3 separate regions of the Homo sapiens genome follow, and regions 2 and 3 are each linked to region 1. Evidence: chromatin loops called from intact Hi-C (ENCODE). Cell type or tissue: endothelial cell of umbilical vein. All regions are shown on one strand.

Evidence for each region. Hi-C counts contacts between places; a loop is a spot of excess contacts. Peaks named below come from ENCODE experiments on the same cell type or tissue, not always from the same donor. Only the 100,000 strongest peaks of a DNase experiment are listed, where the experiment ranks them.
Region 2: it touches region 1 in a loop (7-fold over the local background); 12 of 110 quality-filtered maps call a loop at or near these places.
Region 3: a loop joins it to region 1, with 5 times the contacts of the local background. A loop is called at or near these places in 4 of 110 quality-filtered maps.

What each region holds. Positions count from the first base shown.
Region 1 is chr2:215,844,792-215,852,791 of GRCh38, reverse strand. No RefSeq gene overlaps it. Among named protein-coding and RNA genes, the nearest start is that of LINC00607, 5.3 kb to the right of the region's middle. In endothelial cell of umbilical vein, a CTCF peak has its summit at 3,984; DNase peaks (open chromatin) are centred at 2,221, 2,821, 3,911, 4,801 and 4 weaker places; H3K4me3 peaks cover 2,450 bases; H3K27ac peaks cover 7,621 bases.
Region 2 is chr2:215,456,127-215,464,126 of GRCh38, reverse strand. It overlaps LOC102724849 (a long non-coding RNA gene), which reads right to left. Exons shown (of 4, transcript NR_110607.1): 2 at 7,135-7,235; 3 at 1,732-2,177; 4 at 256-514. Among named protein-coding and RNA genes, the nearest start is that of FN1, 24 kb to the right of the region's middle. In endothelial cell of umbilical vein, no CTCF peak of the experiment used is centred here; DNase peaks (open chromatin) are centred at 1,846 and 3,196; H3K27ac peaks cover 3,074 bases.
Region 3 is chr2:215,712,794-215,720,793 of GRCh38, reverse strand. The region is part of intron 5 of LINC00607 (long intergenic non-protein coding RNA 607); the gene reads left to right. It overlaps LINC01614 (long intergenic non-protein coding RNA 1614), which reads right to left and starts at 2,751. Exons shown (of 2, transcript NR_132383.1): 1 at 2,532-2,751; 2 at 1-1,797. It overlaps LOC102724861 (a long non-coding RNA gene), which reads right to left. Exons shown (of 8, transcript NR_187737.1): 8 at 6,408-7,554. In endothelial cell of umbilical vein, no CTCF peak of the experiment used is centred here; DNase peaks (open chromatin) are centred at 1,663 and 3,003; H3K4me3 peaks cover 271 bases; H3K27ac peaks cover 4,359 bases.

The DNA.
Region 1 (8,000 bases):
AGAGAGACCACAAAAGCTTGGGCAGGCAAGGTAGGGAAATTAAGGAGAGAGATGGCTATAGTCTGAATGTTTGTGGCCCCTCCAAATTCATATGTTAAAAGCCCTAGCCCCCAAGGTGGTGGTATTAGGAGGTGGGGCCTTTGATAGGTGATGAGGTCATGAGGATGAGCCCTCATGAGCGGGATTAGTGCCCTTAAAAAAGAGGCCTTAGAGGGCTCCCTTGACCCTTCTGCCATGTGAGGACACAGTGAGAATGTGCTATGAACCAGGAAGCAGGCCCTCACTGGGCAGCAAATCTTCCAGCACCTTGATCTTGGGCTTCCCAGACTCTGGGACTGTGAGCAGTACATGTTTGTTGTTTATAAACTATCCAATGCATGGTATTTTGTTATAGCAGTGTGATCAGAGATCTTCTTGCTGAGAATCCACTATGCTTCCAGAATAAGCGAACTCTTTTGAGTGATCTCATTCTGAGAATGGTCCAGCCCAGGAAAGCATCAGGCTTAAGTTGCTGAGAAGCGAGGTCTCCCTTACTGTACTTTCTCTCTCCATTGGCCATTAAAGAAATGAACTGGCTGAGATTAGGTCTTTTGTTAGACTTACCTTTTGTAAGTTATTTGCAAATGTGGTATTTGTATTATTTTCCTTGTAAATTAAACCTCTTTGTATGAATGATGACTGTTTGAAAGATCAGTAGGGTTGGGTGGGGGTGAGGGGAGACAAAGGGAAAGAGGTGTGTATATAGTCTCCATTGAATATAAATAGTAATTGCAGAAACATCATAAGGTGATGCATATTCCTGTACACAGCAGCCTGAGCTCTTTGATGCTTTGGAAGGTGATATCAGAATTGCAAATGGGAATTATCTAATTACTTTGAGGAATATTCTGACTCTTCTTTATTGTCTAAAGACTGTCACTGTGTTAGGTACATACATCAAGGACAAATTACAAGCACTGTTACAGCAGTAGCCCTAGTAGGTTTGTGAGTCAAATAAAAGACCCTAATTTATTCTGAAAGGGACAGCAGGAAGGAGAAAAAAGTCTATAGATGGTTTTTCCCTCCCCCTACCCCTGGGGTCCTTTATATGCCAATTTTCTATTTAAAGGTGCCAAACAACTCATTTGGAGTTATTAAATGTGAGCTTAAGCTTGTTCTTTGCATGAATGTGTGGCACTATGAGATATAGGCCTACGAGAGAAATTAGATTGTTGCTTCTAGCGCAAACACCTGAATTTGTACCTTTACTTTTAAAAACAAAAAGTAATTACACAGTGTTATGTATTCCCATTAGCTGTTCAGTAATACCTATGGGGGGAGAGGGATTGAGAGGGAAAAGTATGATCCAAGCATTAATATTTATGAGCTTTGTAGGCACACTCTGCCCCTGGAAATAAGAAAATTAAATGAACACATTTGCAAGGTTGAAATGCTCTATGGATGTGACTATGTAATGCCAAAACAATTAGATCATAAATGAAAAATGCAGTGAATCAACATGCTGGCTAGTTTATCCAATGGCTAAAAATAACGTTGAATATTGTTTTCCCACCAAAGCGGGTTCTGAGCTGTCAATCAATCAGTCAGTTAGTATTTCATGGGCACCTACTATTGATCTGTAAGTGACTAGACACCTTCAGCTTCCTCTCCACCCAGTGGGGATTTGTAGTCACCTTCTAAAATGATCTGGAGACTTCAGTGTCTTAGGCCACCTCTCCAGGATCCTGTCTTGGTTTTTTCCTTGGCCTGTGGTGTCTCCCTCATTGCTCCACACTCTAGCTTATGTCTCTTTCCTTTTAGATAAATTCTGCAGTTTGATGGGGGTGTGAGAAGGAGGTGGAGGTGGCACAAGACAGCTCATACCTATGAATACAAGGCATTTAAAGATACTAAGTGATTGGCTGAGAGCTCAGAGTTCATCTTGGGCCTCAGATATGGTTTTGTTTAGATCACACTTATATTTTTAAAGGTCTTTTACATAGAGGATACTTTTACAAAACATAAGAGTGACTGCTTTGTTTCATCTTTGAATATCTAATTGAAACCTAGATATTTAGACTTCCGTACATTTGTATCTGATCTTTCTTTCATCAAGTCTCGATGATTTTCCTGGTTAACATGTTCTCATCTTTGCCCTTTTCTGTTGTATAAACAATGAATGATTTGGCTGTCCTGTCTCTTTCCTCTGAGAAATGTCTGGTTTTCTCACAGGAGTGGACTCCCAGCTGCTGCTGTTTTCTACTTGACCTTACGTACTGGTCCTAAGTGACTGGTCCCAAGAAGGGTAATTCAGGTTAATGCTTATGAAGATTCAAACTTGAAATGACAGACACAGAAACCAGGAGTGGTCGGAAGTGGGATCACACCTACAGAGACCCCAGGCCTGCAAGAGAAGATGCAGGGACCATTGCTGGCAAGGTCCCTGGCTCTCCTTGTTCCACTTCTCTGAGAATTGGCTTGCCCACTATTTCTTAGATTCCACAAGACATCCCAATATGCTTGCATTGATTTCTTTTTTATTTATTTATTTAAGTTAGAGTTGGTTTCTTAAGCAATACAGTAGCCATATTATTTAACAACACAAACAAAGGATCTCAAATGAAGGAGATCCCGTTTTACTAATTAAAAATACTTCTATCTTGTAGATATACAGGAGTGCTAATATTTTTCTCTTTTTGTCTGGTTTGACCGATAAATGAAAAAGAATAAATAGAACACCACCTCAGGAAGGAAATGAAAATGAAGGAGAGGGAATGCATATTTATTGAGAATAAGAAGCACAGATTACTGGAAGGGATATGGTTTTGGAGATAAGGAGACTTGGGCTAAGATTCTGACCTTTCGCTTGTAAGCTACGTGACCTTGGACAAATTCCCTCACTTCTCAGGGACTTGTTTCGTTATTTGTGAAGGGGATAAAAATACTAACCTCACTCGACTGTTTTGAAGATTCTCAAAACTCACGCAGTGGGAGAAGGTCTTGAAAATTACCAAAAACAATTTCTGCATGGTTCCAAAACTCTAATACCATCCTGTGTCACCAACTGAGGGATTCAAAAGGAAACTGGCCCCTATTACTGGGTGACTTTGTGCCAAGTACCTGACTTGCTTTTTTACATGATCGATAATTACTCATGGTCATTGCGGAATCAATTTTCTAGGTAGAGGTGGCGTGTGAGGAAGGAGCAATAACAAGTAATGCACTTTGTAAACTTAGTGAAATAAAATACAGCTGCTTAAAGTGATTCTTTGAAGAAATGATGATTTTCACAGTCAACATTTAACTCGGGAATGACCATAGGATTCAGGAGAGCCTTAGGAGACCTGAGTTCCAGCTCTGAATGTGCCACTGTGTCACTGTATGACATAACTTAACAATCCTGTCAGCTTTCTTCTTTCAAACAAAAGGATTAGAACAGATATTTAAGTTTCCATCTCCTATAGGAATAAAGATTTTCATTATTTTTAAGCAGAGATGAGTTTATTAGAGAACTGCGTTGAGATCACCAAAATGTCCCCAGTGGGAGATGGAGGGTATGGATCCTGGATGTCATTTTGGAGATTTGTGTGTTTGAGAGGAGGGACTGGGTGTCACAATGGTTGCCAGAGGCCAGTGGCCACATGTCCTGTAACACTGAGGTTTATCCTATGGAACAAAGTATTGTCCCCTGTCTGTAGGATGGTTCTCTGGGTGGCCTTAGACTGACCCAATTCTCCTTCCTTTCTTCCTTGTAGTTCTTATGAGTAACTGTAGAATGTGTTGGGAATGCAACATTCTGTGATAGGGAGGAACCAGCCAGAATAGCCTGGACTCTCTGTTCTAGTCCCCCCTGAAAACAGGATATCCTTAAATGCTTTAGTCCAGTGTGTCATGTTATCTTGGGGTATAAAACCCAGACTGGGCTGCGTGCTGAGGCCCTTCAACAAAGGGGGCACATGCAGATGAGACTCCGTCCACCCCAGGCAGCTTTCCTGAGCCCTGGAGGACAGGCTTGAAATGACTCCTAGGCTTCTGGTGACCCTTGTCACCTATCTGTGAGTAATAAACCAACTTCATGTAATTTGTGTGAGTGAATGTTTTGTCTGAGCAGACTTGGGCAAGTAGTGTAAGTGCAGCCCAAGACTCAGTGGGCTGAAGTGGTAACCAGTGCACAGTGAACCTGCTTCACGCTGTCCTGTACAACTTAAACTCCCTGAACTTTCATATAGATGAGAAGCATGTTTGCAATTATCTGAGTCTAAAGCAGAACTCTATTTAACATATGAAAGCAAACTGTTTTCTGTATAGTTTTAATATACACTGAATTTTCCAAGAGTGTAATTATTGGGTAAACTACAAATATTGTGTTTTGTTTTCTTTGGACCTTGACTATGAGAAGTGCACCATTTCAGATGCATTCCAAATGCTCATGGGATAAGGCATCAGTAGCATTCACAGTAGCATTCTAGTTTTATGACGAAAGGCAGTGTCTGACAACTGTAGATGTCTTCTAGTGCAGCTGTGATAATATATTCTAAATGACCTTCCCCGTATGTCTCCTTGATATTTCAGTTTACTCGTGATGTTTATTTATTTTAAAATTTTAGTTGGTAGATAGGGTACATTAGTCCATTTGAACTGCCATGAAGAAATATCTGAGGCTGGGTAATTTACAGAGAAAAGGGGTCTAATTGGCTCACGGTTCTGCAGGCTGTGTAAGAAGCGTGGCGTCAGCCTCTGCTTCTGGTGAGGCCTCAGGAAGCGCCTGCTCATAGCAGAAGGCAAAGGGGGAACAGATGTGTCACATGGAGAGAAAGGAAGCAAGAGAGAAGGAGCGTGAGAGAGGAAGGAAGTGTCAGTCTCTTTTAAACAAGTAGATAATGCATGAACTCATAGAATAAGAAATTATTTGTTACTGTGAGGATAGCACCAAGCTATTCATGAGGGACACACCCCCATGACTTAATCATCTCCCATTAGGCCCCACCTCCAACACTGGTGATCACATTTCAACATGAGATTGGAGAGAACACACATCCAAGCCATATCATAGGATATACTACCTATGGATTCTACTTCATGACGATAAAAGAGATATAATTGTTAAAAGGGGGCATTGGATTTGGTGGAGTTGAGATTTACTGGTCCCACATCAGTCGAAGGATACTGGCAACCCCAGATGGTCTCAAAACTGCAATGAGGAGGATGTGGAAAGTGTCTTTACAGGATCTGAGAAGAAAGTACAGGGGATTTACTCTTGGCTTAATTTAACTAAATTTAACTAAATTAAATTTATATTTAATTTAATTAACTGGTGAGAAAGAGCCCATTTCATTTCCTTTTAATTGTGCCTAATCACACCTGTACATTCATAGCATTTCTAGTCTTGGATGAATTTATTTTAAACTGTCAATGCTCAAAGTCTCAGGCCTAGGAAAAGTCAGGCAGTTAGCCCTATGTTGTTTTAGCTTTAGGCGTCACAGTTACAGGCAAGAGCTACTGAATGTTAGGCAGAGCATCCTTCCAGGAGGATGTCATCAGCCGCCACAGTGCAGCTGACCTGCTTCAAGCCTGTGCAGCCTACAAGCATCACAGGCCTCTTACCAGACTCTCCTTCAACCCTTCTTCCTTCCAGTTTATCCATACTCAGCAAGTCAAGGAGAAAATCATTTAATCTGTGTTCAAACCTACAGCCATTAGAGCAATAGCCATGAGAAGAAGGGAGATAATTCTAACGGAGAGTGGAGAGGAGCTCAGGGCTTTTGTCTTGGCACCACTGCCAGAAATGAGCGGGTGACAAAGACATTCACGACATTCACGAATAATCACTTTTGAGCCTTCCTCGAGGGTAGATTCCAACATTTTTGTTGTTTGTATTAATAGCAGAGAATTGTGCATATAAATTTGTTTGTGGTCTGCTTTTTAAAAGGTATGTGCGCCTGTAATCCCAGTTACTCAGGTGGCTGAAGCATAAGAATAGCTGGAACCCAGGAGGCAGAAGTTGCAGTGAGCCAAGACTGTGCCACTGTACTCCAGCCTCCAGCCTGGGTGACAGAGCGAGACTCTTCTCCAAAAAAAAAAAAGTTTGTGTAGAAGAAATAAACAGTGAAATCCTGGCTACCACTGATATTCTCTGATCTATTGTCTTTACATCTTCTTTTTAGAAGGCGTTTTCCAAATATTTCTAATATTTTCTTTCTTTTCCTTTCTTTCTTTCTTTCTTTCGTTTAGTAAACCCAAAAGCTAAATATTGCAACCTTAATAAAGCAAGGGTGAATCTGGCAACGGATACTAACCTTAAGAGTAACACAGTGGGCATTTCCACTTTCGGTATATCCTTTATGGTTGTTGGTATGTGTTGAGCAATTTTTAGGTAATAAAATTGTAATGAATTTTCTAAATGAGAATGTCTCTGATGACTGTTCCCTGAGAAAAATGGAAGTAATTTGGAAGAAGTGAGACTGGCTGTTACTCTCACTTTCACTCTCTCTGTCTTGCTCACTCACTTGAAATACCCCTTTGTTCCTGAAAACCTCTTATCAACTTCAAACCGTAGGCCTATGAAATGATGCTTTTGTCATGCTGTATATAACCTGCTCACCGCATTGTGAAAAAGACAGATTCTCTTTTATTTTCAACATAGAAAAAAGGATAGATAGCTGGATTTCTTCAAGGAAAGGCTGAGAGGTGGATACACCAAATTGCTCAAAAAGAAAGGTCGAGGGAGGGATGTTAAATGAATTTCCTCCCAGGAAACTCTAGAGGAGGATTACAGTAAACATGCACAATTTCAGATGAGGGACAGCTCCCTGAACTCAGGGCTAAAGGCGCCCACGGAGCCTTGGATGGAAACTTCAGGATAAGGCAATGGTTTCTGTGCCTTCTAATTTCCTGGAAGGAATCACTTTGAAGTTGTCGTTTCTGAAAGTGTCAGTTACATCCAGCTAACATGATTATTAGATACAAAACCAAAGGCCTTTCTTCACTCTATTGGAAAGAGTCATTTTTGCAGGTTTGGAAGTTGTCATTTCCACATGGACAAAAGATAGAGTGCTAGATTCTAGCTATGAGGGGAGGCGAGAGATTTGTGCTAAAGAAAAACCTCTGTAATGGCATTATTTTTTCTAGAAGGTGAGTTTTCTTTGATCAACAAATATACTGCTTCTGGGACAATGATATCTCAATTACTCCCCAGATATTTTCTGACACAGCTGCCAGAGCTGGCAGAATTTGAGGTGGGTGAACTCCCCCCATCCCTGTCCTCACTACTTACAGTAGCCCATATTGAACTTGCCTCATTCTGCTCTCTTCTGCTGTTTATGAAACCCATTTAGCGCTTAATTACACATTGCCTAGAACCACTGCCTGTATTAGGCAGAGCTCTTTCAGGCAAGAGTCAGGAACCCAAATTAACCTACTTCAGAAAAAAAGAGAATGTATTTGTTCACGTAACAAAAAGTCCAGGGGGTAGTTGATATCAGGCACATCTAGATCTTGGGACTCAATTGATGTGGCCAGGATTCATCACTTCTCCTAAGCTGCTTCTCCTCTATGGTTTGACTTAGGCAGGCTCTTGCCATGTGTTAGCAAGATGGCCCCAGAAGAAAGATCCTCTTTCATAAAAGTTCCAAAAATGGAGTTGATTAGCATTCATGGAAAGTTTAATATGTACCAAGCATGGTTTTAAGCACTTTGCCTTTATCGTCTTACCTAAACTGTCTCACCATCCTATGGCTAGAAATTATTTTCCCAATTTCCTACCCAAGAAACTGGAGCCATCAAAGAGCAGATAACTTGCCAAGTTCTTACACCTGGTAATTAGTGAAGCTAGGATTTGAACCCAGGTAGTCTTCTGCTTAACTACTATACTGTATTTGAATCTACTCATATTGGGTTGGTTTGGATTATATGCCCATCCCTGGGCCAATTACTGTGGCCATGGCTGGGATGCTCTGACTGGCCAGGCTTGGATCGCTGTTTACTCGTACACTGAACATAGGTTCAATTCTACCCAAAACAAG
Region 2 (8,000 bases), 390 kb after region 1:
TCAAGCAATTCTCCTGCCTCAGCCTCCCAAGTAGCTGGGATTACAGGTGCCCACCACCATGCCCAGCCAATTTTTGTATTTTTAGTAGAGATGGGGTTTCACCATGTTGGTCAGGCTGGTCTTGAACTCCTGACCTCAGGTGATTCACCTGCCTCGGCCTCCCAAAGTGCTGGGATTACAGGCGTGAGGCACCAAGCCCGGCCACAATCCATAGTTTTTACAACCTTTATTCTTAATTACAATGAACATGATCCATTTTTAAAATAACACTTTATTTTTCTCCTGAAGTAAATCCATGTATATTCTTTCAACAGGTCACAAAGGCCTTCCAGGCCAGATAGCTCAACATACTCCCAGCAGGGATGCAGTATAGTAAATTCTGTTCATTTTGCTTTGTTTATTTACTCATGTAACAAATTAAATCTTGTGTGAATCAGTGTCATCTTCATTGTTACTTCTGCATTATTGCATTTGTAAGGGTTCTTTCATTGCAAGCAACAGAAACCAACCAGGGCTATGGTGGACAAAAAAAAAAAAAGGAACGTATTGAAAGAATATCAAGGTTTCTTAGAATCAAAATGACTCTGGAGAACTGGGCTTGGGGTCAGACTCTTCTCTGAGCTCCAGACCTTAGCGGCTACAAGTGGATTTCTTTTTTCTTTTCTTTTTTTTTTTTGAGATGTAGTCTCTCTCTGTGGCCCAGACTGGAGTGCAGTGGCACAATCTCAGCTCACTGCAACCTCCGCCTCCCGTATTCACGCCATTCTCCTGCCTCAGCCTCCCGAGTAGCTGGGACTACAGGCACCCGCCACCATGCCCGGCTAATTTTTTGTATTTTTAGTAGAGACGGGGTTTCACTGTTTTAGCCAGGATGGTCTCGGTCTCCTGACCTCGTGATCCGCTGCCTCAACCTCCCAAAGTGCTGCGATTACAGGCGTAAGCCACCGCGCCTGGCCCCTACAAGTGGATTTCTTAAAGGCACCTCAGAATCTCTTCCTCCCCTTCTCAGACAAACTTTTCTCCTGCTTAAACATTTTCCATGGCTCTCAATTGCCCTTAGTATAGTCAAGAACTTATGCTCAGAAAGGCCTCTCTGACTGTATTAATCTGTTCTCACACTTCTTTAAAGAACCTCCCAAGACTGGGTAATTTATAAAGAAAAGAGGTTTAATTGACTCAATTCCACATGGCTGGGAGGCCTCCGGAAACTTACAATCATGGCAGAAGGAGAAGCAGCCACGACTTATATCGCAGCAGGTGAGAGAGAGAGAGACCACATGAAGGAGGAACTGTCACACACTTATAAAACCATCAGATCCCATCCGAACTTATTCACTTTCAGGAGAACTGCATGAGGGAAACCGGCCCCATGATCCAGTCACCTCCCACCAAGTTTCTTCCTCGATACGCGGGGTTTATGGGGATTATAATTTGAGATGAGATTTGCATAAGAACACAGCCAAACCATATCACTAACCTTCAATGATCTTGAATGTGTTGCCTGCACTAACTCCTCCTTTCCCAACTCCCGCTCAGCACCCAGCCCCTTCCAATCAGACCTCTGTCTAACTCGTCAGCATCCTCTCATGCCAAGTTCTCTCGACCAGTAAGCTAGAGCTTCCTAACTGGTTTGACAAAGCCCACAGCACTTCTGTAAGCTGATCACAAAGATGCCAAACTATTGAACTGTTTGATATGGCCAGAAGCAGGGGTAGGTCCATTGATGCTTACATGCAATGAGGTGAAAACACCAGGAAGTGAGCTCCAATCCAGTCATGCTGATCTCCTTCATGCCCACAAGTGAGTCAGTCTCTCCGCTGCATTCAGGCTTCTGTCCATGATGTTCCCACTGCCCAGAATACTGTGCCCAACTCCTCACCCAGCTCATCCTTTGAGACTCAAGTTTTGCACCAATTCTTCTAGGAGACCTTCGCCACCTTCACATATTTGGTTAGCACACCATATCATTCAGACCCACAGAACTCTTTACTGCATCTTTTGAAATATCTGTGGCACTAGAAGTCATTTTCATGAATGTCTGACTCCCCCAGCTATATACCCAGCGGATCAGGGTCTCGGTCTGGTTCACTGCTACATTTCCAGCCACAAGAAGAATGCAGGCAGATAAACATTCAGTAAATTGTTGGTGCTGAGTGATTGTTGGCAATCATGATTCCCTAGATTTAGATAAGTAAAAATAATAGCAATTATTATCTTCTATGTGTAGACTCTTTTAAAATTGTTTTTGTAATTAGAATCTTTTCTTATCTGGAAATAAAGAAAGTGAAACACTGTAAACAGAAATTAACAATACACCTAAGGTGGCACATCCCATTAGTGGGAGATCAGTAATGAGAACTCAAGTTCTCTGCCTTGGCCCTCTGTTAATTAGAAGTTTGGGAAAGCTTTGGGCAGGTCTCTGACTTTCTAAGTCTGAAATCCTGTAGAGAAGCTAGAATTCTTTTTCAGAAAATACACATGACTGCCACAGTCATAGACAGACTTTTAGTTAGCATGAGGTACTGGTCTGACCCATTATAGCAGCATAATCATGCTCATATTGCTTTCTGTTGATTCACCTGAAATTTCAAGCATTAGAAGAGATCTGGTTATAAAAATTTTTTATTATCTGTCATCTATCAATTTTGTGTTTTGATTTAAAAATGCAACCAAAAAGATAACAGGAAAAGCACTGAAAATATACCATTGTTATGGTTATTCAAAGAACTTTTTTACAGTTTTGTAAAATTGCTAGCTCTCTACTTGGGTTTTTCTCTAATGATTCCACACAATTCACAGAGGCAGCTGAAAAGAAGGAAAAGGGCTTCTGGTAAGAAATATAAGAAGGCAAATGCAGCAACCGTGTGTAATTCTGATTTCTTTTCAATACGTCATGTGACATTTCTGATTATAAATTGATGGCAGACCCGCACTGGTATGAAAAATTTTCTGTTATGTCATGCAGACATGTTATTCATAACAATGTACCAGATGGAAAACGTGAGCACTTTAAATGGAAAGTGAGTTATTTGGTCTTTCTATTTTGTATAAATCTTCAAAGCATAAATTAAAAGCAGAAGAGTGCCTTGTACAGTTTCAAGATCTAAAAACCTCTACCATACTCTGCAAATTTCTCAGCAGTGTGAAGGACAGTGTGTTCAGCTAGCCAGACAGACAATCTTATCTATTCTCTATGTTGTTGTTCCACTCTGGGATGACTGGGTTAAAGAAAAATGTACCCTGAAATGAGTATTTCCAACTCTAAATATGCAACATGAACCTTGAGGCCAGACAGGGTTTATTTTAGTTTCTGCTCACAGTGCTGTGTGTGCTGCTTCATGTTGAAAGATTTCTCATTCAGAAAATATTTCAATCTTTCATGGTTTTGCAGTGACTACATAAAAGAAGACTCAATGCACAGAGAAATAATCTCTTAGATAGCCAATTGAAATGTATTTATTTTCATTTTGTATTGCCTGAATAATTTATGTGTTATGTTTTGCTACTTATAGAGATGAGGAACTTAAAAGGCAAGTTTTTAGAGCTAGGGAAGCTTTTGTTTTTCTTCCATAAACATCAAACTAGTACACAGAATGTCCTCATTAAGCAATATAATAAAATAAAAGGTGAATATTTAATACATAAGGAGAAATAGAAAAATTCACACTTACATTATTGCCATACACCTCAATGCATAAAAGAACTACAAAGCGTGAAACTGAAATGTCAGAATGACAAAACCTCTAAAACGGAAATATCTCCATTGGCCAAGAATCTATAAATTATTTCTACCCTTAAATACCAGCAAGGGAAACTATAGAGCATACGTTAAACTTGGAAAATAGGAAACAACGCTTCTGTGACAAGGACAATGTGGCATATCAAGTGCTTACACTACCCTGCCACTTCCTACTCCAATCCATCCCATATGGAACTGCCGGAAGAGCCTTCTGCAGTTCTGAACATGTTGCTCCCTGGGTTGAAAATATTCAAAGGCTTCTTCTTATCTACAGAATACTTAGAAACCCTCTAAGTCTTTAGTTTGGGGCTTGAAATATGTTGAAATATTTATAAAGCTATATTATGACAAAGATTTGCTTCAAAATAATCTGGGAGACAGAAGAGAAGGAGGGAGGAAGTAGAGTCATAGAAGGAATATAACTGATCATGAGTTGATCATTGTAGAAAATGGGTGGTAACCACATGGCTTTCATTATTCAACTTTCCCTACTTTTATGTGTTTATAAAGTTAAAAACAAAGCAACAACCCTTCACCTTAACATTCAAAACCTTCTATAATTTGGACCTAATAATTTACCTTTCAAGTTTACAGTCAACCCATTAAGCAACTAAAGTCACATCCAAATTCATTTTCAAAATTTTGTCCCTGAGTATATCTTTTCTTGACTCAGCGCCTTTGTTCCAGCCATTTTTCCTTCCTGGGATGTACGTGTCTCCCTGCTTTGATTATTGGTCCATATTTTCTGAGCCTGAGTTTCCTCCTCTTTAAAATAATGGGTATGGACCGGGTGCAGTGGCTCGTGCCTGTAATCCCAGCACTTTGGGAAGCCAAGGTAGGTGGATCGCCAGAGGTCAGGAGTTAAGACCAGCCTGACCAACACAGTGAAAACCCATCTCTACTAAAAATACAAAAATCAGTCAGGCGTGGTGGCACATGCCTGTAATCCCAGCTACTCGGGAGGCTGAGGCAGGAGAATCCCTTGAACCCAGGAGGCAGAGGTTGCAGTGAACCGAGATAGCACCACTGCACTCCCACCTGGGCAACAGAGCAAGACTCAGTCTCAAAAAAAATAAAAATAAAAATAAAATGACAGATATGGACTAGAAAATTCCCAAGGTCTCTTCCAGCTTGAAATTACTGAATAGGCTTGACACTCACTTCTAAAGGCAAAGATCTACTTAGGAATAAAATCTGTGGAACAGAGGACTCAACTAGCTACAGTCTGAGCTGGAACTGATGTCACCTGTAATATCAAGTTCTTTGGGGGATTTCAATAAAATTAGAATCCCCCCCCCAACCTTTTAAAAAAATGTTTCACTATTATTGACTTCTTTGAAACTTTTCATCTCATATGAAAGCTGGCCTAAATAATCTGTAAGGTCCACTTAGCAATACATTCCTGTTTCTGGGGAGACAGGATGCCTTAGGGAGAGAGGTACTTTGAGACTGAGACTAGGTCATTAAGGACTGGTTGTAGGAATTTGGCAAAAGAGTGTGAGATTGTGAAGCGTGGAAATGAAAAATGGGTTCTCCGTGTACCATCTGAGCACTAGTTCTCTTATGTCAAATGACTTAGAGTGAACATTTTTGTTGCTTAGATTTTCATTATTAATTGTTAACTAAAATCACTTGAGTGATTAAAAACTCTTGGCAGCCACTGAATGTAACAAAAAAGCAAAAATTTGTTAATAGATTATTCAAATCTACTTAAATTGTTTTAAGTGATTATTCAAAATAAATATTCTTATTGTCTGATTATAAAAGTCACACACATTTGAACCAAATGGCTTTGGTTATGTATCTCTGTTCCTCTTCCATGATCACTATCCCCCCTCACCCACCCACCAGAGTACAACAGGTATGTTTGTGCTCTGTGAGCCTGTCTGATTGGATCAGAGGGTAGAGATTCTCTCTATCAGGGTTCTATAGCTGGGATTCAAATTAATTAATCAATCTGAATGTTTACAGTGGGAACGTTACATCGGAGGCTCTGTGAGCCGACTGTTAGAACTCTTGGTTGACAATGACAGAAATGCAAACTCAAATGTGCTTAAACAAAATATAATAACTTATTGGCTCAATAACTTAGAAGTCCAGAAGCATGATATGTACAATGCAGCACCGTATAGATGCTCAAATGACATCTTCAGAGCTGAGCCCTTCCATCTCAGAGCTCACTTTTCTTTGGGGTGCCTTCATTCTCAGGAAGGCTGTTCCCACACAGAGGCAGAGTAATCACCAGTAGCATCACACCTACATTCTACCACTTTAGCAATTCCAAACGGAAGTGTGATTATTAATTAATTCTTTAAAAATTCTCAGGAAGGGTTTCCATTGGCCTAGTTTGGACTGCAAGCCCAGCCATGAACAAATAGTAAAGGCTGTTGGTAATCAGGTACTGCAGTGCTCTGATTACTGGGACCTGAATCAAAATCCCACCCTGAGATCAGCAGGACCTGAAAAGCATGCACTGAAAGTGGAGAATGAATGGGTCTTTAGAGGAAAATCGGGGGGTTTTCTCTTATCACAGGGTCACATATTAGAAAAAGAGGTGATAATATTAGGTTGGTATGAAAGTGATCGCAATTTTTGCCTTTATATTCAATGTAACATATTCAATGGCAAAACCGTGATTACTTTCACATCAACCTAATACTTAGTTAATTGACTATTAATTCACCGATCGGCTGAGGAACTATCTAGGGCCAGCTTTGGAAGAGCCCCTTCTTGGAGAGAAGATATATAAACAGAAATTTGCTAGCAGAATGGACTGACTGAGTGGCTGCAGACTTGGGCTTTTTATGATCTAAGTGGCTGTGGTGCTTTCCCATTCAACCGATTGACTACTGAGCCTTATTCATTGGTCATTGTTTATCTTTGCTTGGATTATGCTGGGAGAGAATGACCAAGGCATTTGGACCAATCCAAGGAAAAGCATATTTAGGGTTCCTACCTGGTCCACTGTATATGTAAACATGGCTTACCAAATTCCTGGCCAGGCGCGGTGGTTCATGACTGTAATTTCAGCACTTTGGGAAGCCGAGGCGGAAAGATCACTTGAGGTCAGAAGTTCAAGACCAGTCTGGCCAACATGGCAAAACACTGTCTCTACTAAAAATACAAAAATTAGCCACGTGAGGTAGCAGGCACCTGTAATCCCAGCTACTGGGAGGCTGAAGTAGTAGAACCACTTAAACCTGGAAGGCAGAGGTTGCAGTGAGCCCAGATCATGCCACTGCACTCCAGCCTGGGCGACAGAGCGAGACTCTATTAAAAAAAAAAAAAAAATCCTGGAGTAAGTCTGAGGTATCAGGAATAAGCCTATTTATCAAATATAGCATAGTAACCTGTTGATCCAGTGTGCCTTGTCAGTTAATTTTCTCATTACTTACCTTTGAAGAAAATAAACTATACAGATTTGGTGTTTGCCAACAGGCAGAATATGTGGTTCCATTCACTGTCCAAATAAGCAGATGTAATCAGTTTCTCATTTCTACAAAATACAAACCTTTTATTGGTAAATTTGTTATAATTTAGAATGAATACATTGCCCCTCTTCATGCTTACAAAAATTCAGTTAACCTTAATCCAACTCAAGCCTCACCTCCTTTATAAATCCTTCCTTGATCACTCTGTCTACAACAATTTTCTTTCACTTCTTTCTTTTCTCTCACTTTTTCTTTCTCATTTTCTTTTTCTACAATAATAATACTAAATGTTACTCATTGAGCAACTATTATGTGCCAGGCACTCTGCTAAATATTTGTTAAGAATGATCCCTTTAAAATCCAACCAACAAGGCAGGTTATTAAAGATGATGCTTGTTTTGCAGAAGCACGGAGAAGCTAAAAAGCTTTGTCCAGTGTCACCTAATTTAGTGATAGAGCATGACTTTGAACCCAGATAGTCTGATTCTCAAGCCCATGCCCTTAGCCACTTTACTACACAACCTCTCACTGCACTTTTGATTATGTTATGTTATGTGGCAAAAGCGATTTTGCAGATGTAATTAAGGTTATTAATTAGTTATTTTTGTGTTAATTAAAAGCAGATTATCTGGTGGGCCTAATCTAATCACATGAACCTTTTAAAAGCAAAGAGCTTTCTCAGACTGGTGACAGAGGAAATGTCAGAGAGATTCAAAGCACAAGGCCACTGCTACCTGAAGATGGAGGGGAACACGTGCAAGGACTGGAGAGCTGCTTCTAGTTTCTGAAAACAACCGCTGGCAACAACCACCAGGAACTGAATTCTGCCA
Region 3 (8,000 bases), 130 kb after region 1:
GCTCCCAGCATCTCTTTCCTTTCATCCTTGACCATATTGCATCCTGGACAGGAAGAAGACATCCTCAGCCCACCACCCCTTCCCCTCCAATGTGGACTGAGTGTTGGGTCAACTGATAAGCAGTGCAGACTCTTCATTTTGCTTTGTTGGTGCCTTGGAGGCATGTGAGGGCACAGCCTCAAATTCCAGAGACCTTGCCTTCAGGATTTGAGGTGGGCAAAGATGTGAAAGAAGACCTTTAGCCACTCAGTGTTATCAAAAGCAATCACCAAAGAAGTTTTTGCATCTGGCATTGTGTTGGGACGTCCATCAGCAGTACCGTACGGTCTCTTTACTGGACAAGTATTTACACCTTGTTAACAGCAGTGTACACCCGGTGGAAAACTCCTATTCATGGCATGGCAGAATTGTAAACATTTCCTCCTTCACCAAATTTGTGGATGGAATAAAATGTAGCCTTAAACTTTATTGGCTTCTCCAGTCTTCCACCTGCAGGGCCCAAAAACTTTCAGAAGTAGGAATCCTGTGGCATCTGCTAATGGTGATTGGAAGAAAGAGTAGAGGTGACAGTATCTATGGGTGCAGTACCAGAACTATTACGAAATGCTTCCAGCTGCGATTTCAGAGGAATCCCCCCTGAACCCCTGGACGTGGTTCTCCTATTTCAGTCACACTTCTAGCTATGACTCTGCTTAGACAAGATGAAGTTGATGGATCCATTAGAAAGTTTCCACTGAACTTGTCTGGTCCAATTTCTCTTTCCTCAAGGGCATGGACACAGCTTTGGTTCTCCTTCCTGAACTTACTTGTCTGCTGCTCCCATTCTTCCCATTAGGGCATAGAAGATTACCTAGCAGGTGAAGGCACCCTACACTCTTTGGTTTTTAATAGGAGAAACCCTCCAGTCAGAGATAAATCTTACTTGGAGTCTAGGTAGCTATAAGTCTGAAGTGTCAGTACGACATTTCAGCACTTTCAGTAGGAGCTCCCAAGGGCCAAATAAATCACAGAACCAGCCTTTGAGATATTGACTTTGGCTTGAAATAGAATGTGAGGTGGTGATTCTGCTCTATTATACCAGAGGCCAAGTTTTTTCTGAAGTAGCCATAGCCAGGTGAGGGTGGCCTTCTGGAGGAGTAAGGTTTGAGAGAACTATGTTGGAAGTCATTAAGAGAAAGAGCCTATTCCCCAGCTGCTTCCTGCTCAGAAGCAAGGGCCCTGGTGGTTGGTACAAGATAAAGCTAAGCATGAAGGCTCTTCTCTTGATAATCTAGATCGCCCCAAAACAACTGAGTCTATAAAGAACCCAGATTATGTCATGTGCCAATCTGTCACACACCGGAATGTATATCTCATGATTCAATAATTTCTGTTGTGTATACAATTGTGATGTGCATGTCAATTCCCATCTTTCTTAGGTAATGTGCGATAGTTCAGTCTTCATTGTCCTTGGAGAATAAGATGCATCATGTAAGGTGGCAGTCTGCTAAGATTGCTACTTTAAGGAAGAGGTGCTGTTGCAAAAGAAACGTTGAAGTTAAAAACAACTAATGATCAATTGATTGGGCTTGGACACAGACCCTAGCACTTGAGTACCTTACACTTTTTAACTTGCACTCCAGCTTTGATCAAGCTTTTCCTGTCATTGTATAGCCAGGAAATCATAATTCTCTTGGCTTCGCTCTTGGTTGACATTTGGGAAATGGCTGCCCTTTAGAACTTGGCTCTGATCTCTTCGGTATTTGCCTGATGTCTTGAGACTCCATTCTTCTGAGCTCCTGGTGTCTTAGATTCTCCCTGAAGTTAAGAACACTATCAATCCTCCAAACCTCCAATCCTCTTATACTATGACAACTCATAATGTACTAAATTCAAATGAAAATCTTAGGCAAGTCCCTTTAGGGTCTCCTACTCTTCATATGAAACTGCATTTTTATCAGTATAACAAATATAATTTTCAAAAGTCACATAAATTCTACTAGTTTGAAAGTAAAAGGGGTACAAATGCTTTGCATCATGTTTCTAGGGTTTCTTAGGAATTTTATATGAAAAGCACTTTTTACTTCCTGGCCAGCCAAGAACTCCAACTGATTTCAGCTGCTGCTATTTGGTGTGTGAAAAAAAAAAAAAAAAAAACAATTTTCCAAAGAATTTTGTTATCGGTAATGCTATGCAACCTGGCATAACACACTTGACAATATCAAAAGAGATGCTATCATATAAATGTAACAGGGAGCAGAATGCAGTTCTGTTTCATGATTTGGCCAGAAAAAAAACAAATTACCTTGAGTGACCCAAGGCAACCTGACTTCATTAGACCCCCGGCCCTTGTACACATTACAATTCTGCCCCAGTAAGGAGATTACAAAAGAAAGGTTTTCATGGCTCTCAAAAAGGAGATCCTCTCCTTTTCAATTACATCTGATTTATGAACTGTTAAAACTATTTCCCAAAGTCTGCCTTCACAGCCTCTCACTTGTCTGATAAACACTGCACAAAAATTCTGCTGGTTTGCAAAATATGACTCTTACGTGTCTGAAGTCCCCTTTCGGATCCTGGGAGGAAGGAACATTGAAGTCTCCAAAGAGCTGCTGGTGACAAATGTCTACTGCATTTCCTGATGGCAGAGAACAAAAGTGAGACGTGAAAGAGAAAACATACACGCAGTGGAATCCTCTCTCCTTCAGCTCCTTTGGAGCGAAGTGCTGAGCTATCTGATTTTTATACCTCTACCCCCTCAGCCCTTTTCCCTCTCAGACTGTGGTCTGTTCTCCACAAATATGTCCTTTTTGGTCTCAAACCAGATGGAATTATAGAAAACAAACTGTAAGTTCCCAGGCCCACAACTTTCTCACAGCCTGGAAGGGAGTGAGTGACAGGACGTGGATTACCCTCTCCTCCCCAGCCACCTCCACCTTCTTTTCAAAAGCGAATTCTTTAAAAAATATAGAGAGAGCATAACTCAGCCGTCATTTGGCAATGGGTGAGCATGGTTATCTTTCAAAATAATAATGACGCCAAACTTTATAGAAAAAGGAAACCGTTCTCTTTGTTCCAAAAACCCTACGATGTAGATGAATATCTCTTAAGGCATAAATACAAGGACATTTTTAGAACTGGCCCACTTGCTAGTCTAGACTTATAGGAAAGCATCATAAAACTGTTATTTTTCAATAGGTCAAATTCTCTTCCAATGCAACTCTATCTGCCCCAGAACTGAAAAGAATCCCAGTTTTAGAAAGAATTTGGCAGCACTAGGCCAGTTCTTTCCTTATTCATCTGCTATAGATCTTGATCCACATCATATTAACAAGAGTTTTGAAGGTTTTTCTGTGTGCTTTATTTTTTAACAAGGGAAGCGTCTTCCACCTGAGCTCCTCAAGATGATTTCTCAGACTCTACTGAGTGTGAGGTGGTCTGAGTGTTTGGCTGGAAGGCAGGTTTGCTCCTCCTGGACCTAATGTCTTGGTCTTATGAGAGAATTTTGTGGGCCCCTTTGCCTCCTGCTCAAGGCACCAGTGAATATCATTTGCAGAATTAGGGTGTTGGCTCAAAAGAGACATAGTGTATTATCCCATAGAAAGTATGAGAGCATCTGGGAATTATGAGGGCGTTTATGAGTAACATCTCTGGTAGACACATGAGATCAGCCTTCTTCCCGCTCACCACCACCGAAGATCTGGGGGCGGATGGGCAGAGGTGAGGTGGTGTGGCATGGCAGCTGGAACACAAGTGGAAATAGTCAACTTGGCCATACTAAAACCCTATTTGCCATCTATGTGTGACGCCATTCCAGCATTTGGTGTCCAAGGACACCTAGTCCTGGCCTCGCTTGCCTTCCTATTTTTAAGGGGGAAAGACTTCATCTACTTATTTAAGCAAAATGAAAAAAAAACTTGAATATCAAGTAATTGTTGAGAAAGCAACACAGTGATAAAATTTTAAAATATACAAATCAAGACTATATGGCATCAATTTTGCTAGAATGACCCATGAACTTTAAATATCAAGGAGCAACATCTTGGACATTGGGCATTAGTTTTACTATGATATCTTTCAATTCAGAAGAGGACAAAGTTTTTACGTAGTTCCCTGCATCAGTGATGGGAGTGTTGAGTTTTCATGTTTTTTGAAAAAAGTGGAAGTTAAATTACTTCTTTTGACTGTCCAAGGTGGTGCATTTTATGGAAGAAGAAGAAGGCCCTGTGCTGGGAGCCTTACATTTTGCTATGGCCTCTATCAGTAGCTGAGAGTGGTGATATGGAACTCCCCTGCCTGTCTGGGCCTCAGTCATTCTTTCTGCAAGGAAAGACTAATGGGGTTGACATTTACTGCCTTCACTGAGGTCTCTTAAAGTGTAATGACACTCTGGGCATGGAGTGGATTTTAGTAAGAGTGATGTGATTCACCTGCCCTCTGAATTCATGTGCAAGGTGTGAGCAGAAGCAGGAGCAATGGAGTGTGTGAGTGTGTGTGTGTGTATATGTGTGTGTGTGTGTGTTTAGAGCTAAAAGTAGTGACCAAGGACAGTTGAGCTGCTACAAGTTTCATTTTTTTTTATCTTCAGTAGAAACGTCCTATTGCCAAATCTTTGAGGAGGTAGCTAAGGCTTTTTCTAAGACGCAGACAAATGTTCCTCTTAGCTATCATGATAGATTTTTGACCAGGAAAGCCACTCTCAGAGACATGTGATGATTTGCCTGGGGTGATGTGTCTCCATTAGGAGATAAGTAGTGGTACTGATGCTGAAGTGATCTGGTGGAGGAATGGCCTGAGACAGAGATTGCAAACTACATAACAACCCAACATAATGACTCTGATCAACCCACAGGGGCTGTTGATGAGCATTCTGCAGGTAAACACAGACTAGCTCCAGAGAGAAGTGTCATGATCAACTTGTAATGCCTGTCTCAGGTGTGACAGGGCAAGTGGTGCCCTTGTGCCACGGTGTTGTCAATGGCACCATGGAACATACCAGAGAAAACACAATCAGATGGATCTGGCTTCTAATTAGATCCACCTTGGCAAAGTTGTGTGACTTTGAGCAAGTGACATAACCTCTCTAAGTTCAATGTCCTTCTCAAGAAATGGGGATACCTTCCTTGTGGAATTATTGTGAGGCTGAAGCAAGATAATGCATGCTTGCTCTTATTCTTGTAATTGTGGCTAGTAAAAGGTAACTAGTGTCAAGTGAGAAAGCTTTGGATTAGAGATGTGGTTCGGGCTTGCACATTCATTTTTCATGAATGTGAGAAGACTTATTGGAGACACCAAGTCATGGAGGGCTTCAATTCAGACTCAGCATAATAGAAGGCTTGATGATCATTTTCCCCAAACAGGGTCAAAGTCGTGTAAATAGGAGGCATACACATTCTTCAGATGGTGTTAATGACATAATCTTCATTAGGAAATGACTCCCTATGGTTATGAACTGTGCATAATTGTAGGTTTGGTGAGAGAAATCCAACCCCATCCTGGGGCATTGCCCGCATTAATCTCTTTCATCTACAGAACCAGAGCTCACTCTTTTTTTTTTTTTTTTTTTTTTTTGAGACAAAGTCTAGCTCTGTCACCCAGGCTGGAGTGCAGTGGCACAATCTTGGCTCACTGCAACCTCCACCTCTTGGGTTCAAGTGATTCTCCTACCTCAGCCTTCCGAGTAGCTGAGATTACAGACACCCACCACCACGCCCTGCTAATTTTTTGGTATTTTTAGTAGAGATGGGGTTTAATCATGTTGGCCAGGCTGGTCTTGAACTCCTGACCTCAGGTGATCTGCCCGCTTCAGCTTCCCAAAGTGCTGGGATTGCACGTGTGAGCCACTGCACCTGTACCCACTCTTCTTTTGAGTCTAAATCCCATTCTTCTCTATGAGCAGACATGAAAGCTACTGGCTTTCAGCCTGAGCCTCCAGAATTTGAAATATACGGGAAAGGAACCAGCAACTGGGCATCCAGGGGAAGGGGGATAGAATCAGAAATACTAAATGAGGCAGAGCTCTAAAGGCAAAGAAGATGTGGAAAGAGTGAAAGGGGAGAGTTAGGATGTTGGGAGAGGACCATGTGGTCACTCTCGGAGGGCTGTCTTCTTGGGATATAGAGTGTTCCAGTTGCATCTCCCTATTCCTTGATGGCCTTGGAACAGTTTCCTGAAGGCTGGAAACCTCACAGGGTTCACTGCATCATCTGTTCAGGGAAGGTGGGGAAGTGCCAGTCAGAAATGGTGGTGGGGAAACCAGTTCCCTGTCCATCCGAAGGACTTTGAAAAGCACCATCATTGTGAACCACCAGGCAGCCTGGAGCCTCAATTTCTGTTTACCTACCCAGCTGCAGAGAGAGTACAAAACAGTAAGGCTGGTTTTCTGTGAGGTCAGATATAAAACATTACATAGGATAGAGAAAAAGGACTTGTTTAGTTAGGTTTCTTTAACATTATATCATCATTATTTCCAGACTAAGGTGACCTCTCTACTGGCCAAAGGGACACACTGAATTGTGGATCATCTCTCTGGAGTTCCCTTGATATACAAATGATGCTCATTGGGGACATCTGAATGTATGCTTGAGGACATCAGAATTTCCCATTATCCATTTTATTGTTACACCCATAAAGATTCTCCCCTTAGGACTGAGGGAGGGCAGGTGCTTTCTTGGTTTCCAGAAAAGGATAAAGGCTTCTCATGGACCTTATAACCAGTAATAACAGAGTTATCTATATACTCAGGAAAATGACTAGGTGATGTCAAAGTGTATGTTAACTACATAACTCCCCATGTTTGTTATTCCCAGCCTGTTTCTCTGTAGTTCTCAGTAAAATCCTGGAAAGGAATTTACAGAGGATTGGTGAGGGGTATGGATGGGACAGAAGAAAGTGGAGGAACCTGGAGACCTGGCCCAAATTAAGGCTATCTAGGATGAAGTAAAAATCATGACAGAAGGCTTATAAGATGGAAGGATGGCAAGGTCCCTGTGTCCCATGGAAAGAGAGCAAGGGGTGCCATCTTGGGCCAGAGAAGATGTCTAAGCTGAGGACCCACAGTGATCACTCAAAAGTTTGACACCCCCCTCTCATATCAGCAAAGGACACCCTTTGTAAAAAGTTCTCAGCACAGACTCACCCCAGCAATCATACACAAGGAGTAGCCAGTCTTCTAAGTTTCCACTTTCTATTCCTGTCCTAACTGACCAATCTCTTTTGTAGCTGTTGTTTGAAAGGATTTTCAGTTGCACAACTTTCTGCACATGTTGTAATTTGAACATAAACAGTGAAAATCTTTGGAATGCTTCCCTTTCAAATGTTTGTGGTTGACAAATATCTTTTCAACTAACATTTTCCCACTTAAAATGTAGTAAACTATTTAGTTTCACATTAATCCAAAGTAAGAAGTGGCTTCTCCTCCTCTTGGTTTTCCTTTCGTCCTCTTCCTCCTCTTCTTTATCCTCCTCCTTTTCTTTCTCTGCCTCTCTCCTTTGATATATGAGATGGTTGGTTGACTTATCATGGCAGTGTGACATTAAATTTTTTTTCTCTTTGCAAATCCATTTTGAGCAAATCCTATGATAGGGATGGAGAGATCACATTTAGAAAAGCTTCTTAAAACCTTAAAGCTTTCATTTAGTAAATATGACAAGCACTGTAATTTATAGATGGGATTATAACATTCTAACCTCTATTTGGGCTCTGCTTTCCCAACTCTCAGGGGTAATGAGATGATGAATAAGTTAATATTTATTCAAGGATTTGAAGCAAAGCAATGTCTTAAATGCTTATGTATTTTGACCTCAAATTGCACTCCTACAGAATTCCCTGTAAGCAAGAAAAAGGAAGGAGGCAGTGGCAGAAACGACACAAAGCAACTATTTGTGCTTCTCTCAAACCTCCAGAACTCAGTAGAGGAGTAGGGGAAGTGCTTATATTTGACAATCCTTGTTCCAGAGTGATTCTTGCTGGACTTAAGTGAAGGGGCAGCATCGATAGATCTCTCCTCAGTGACTTCTAGT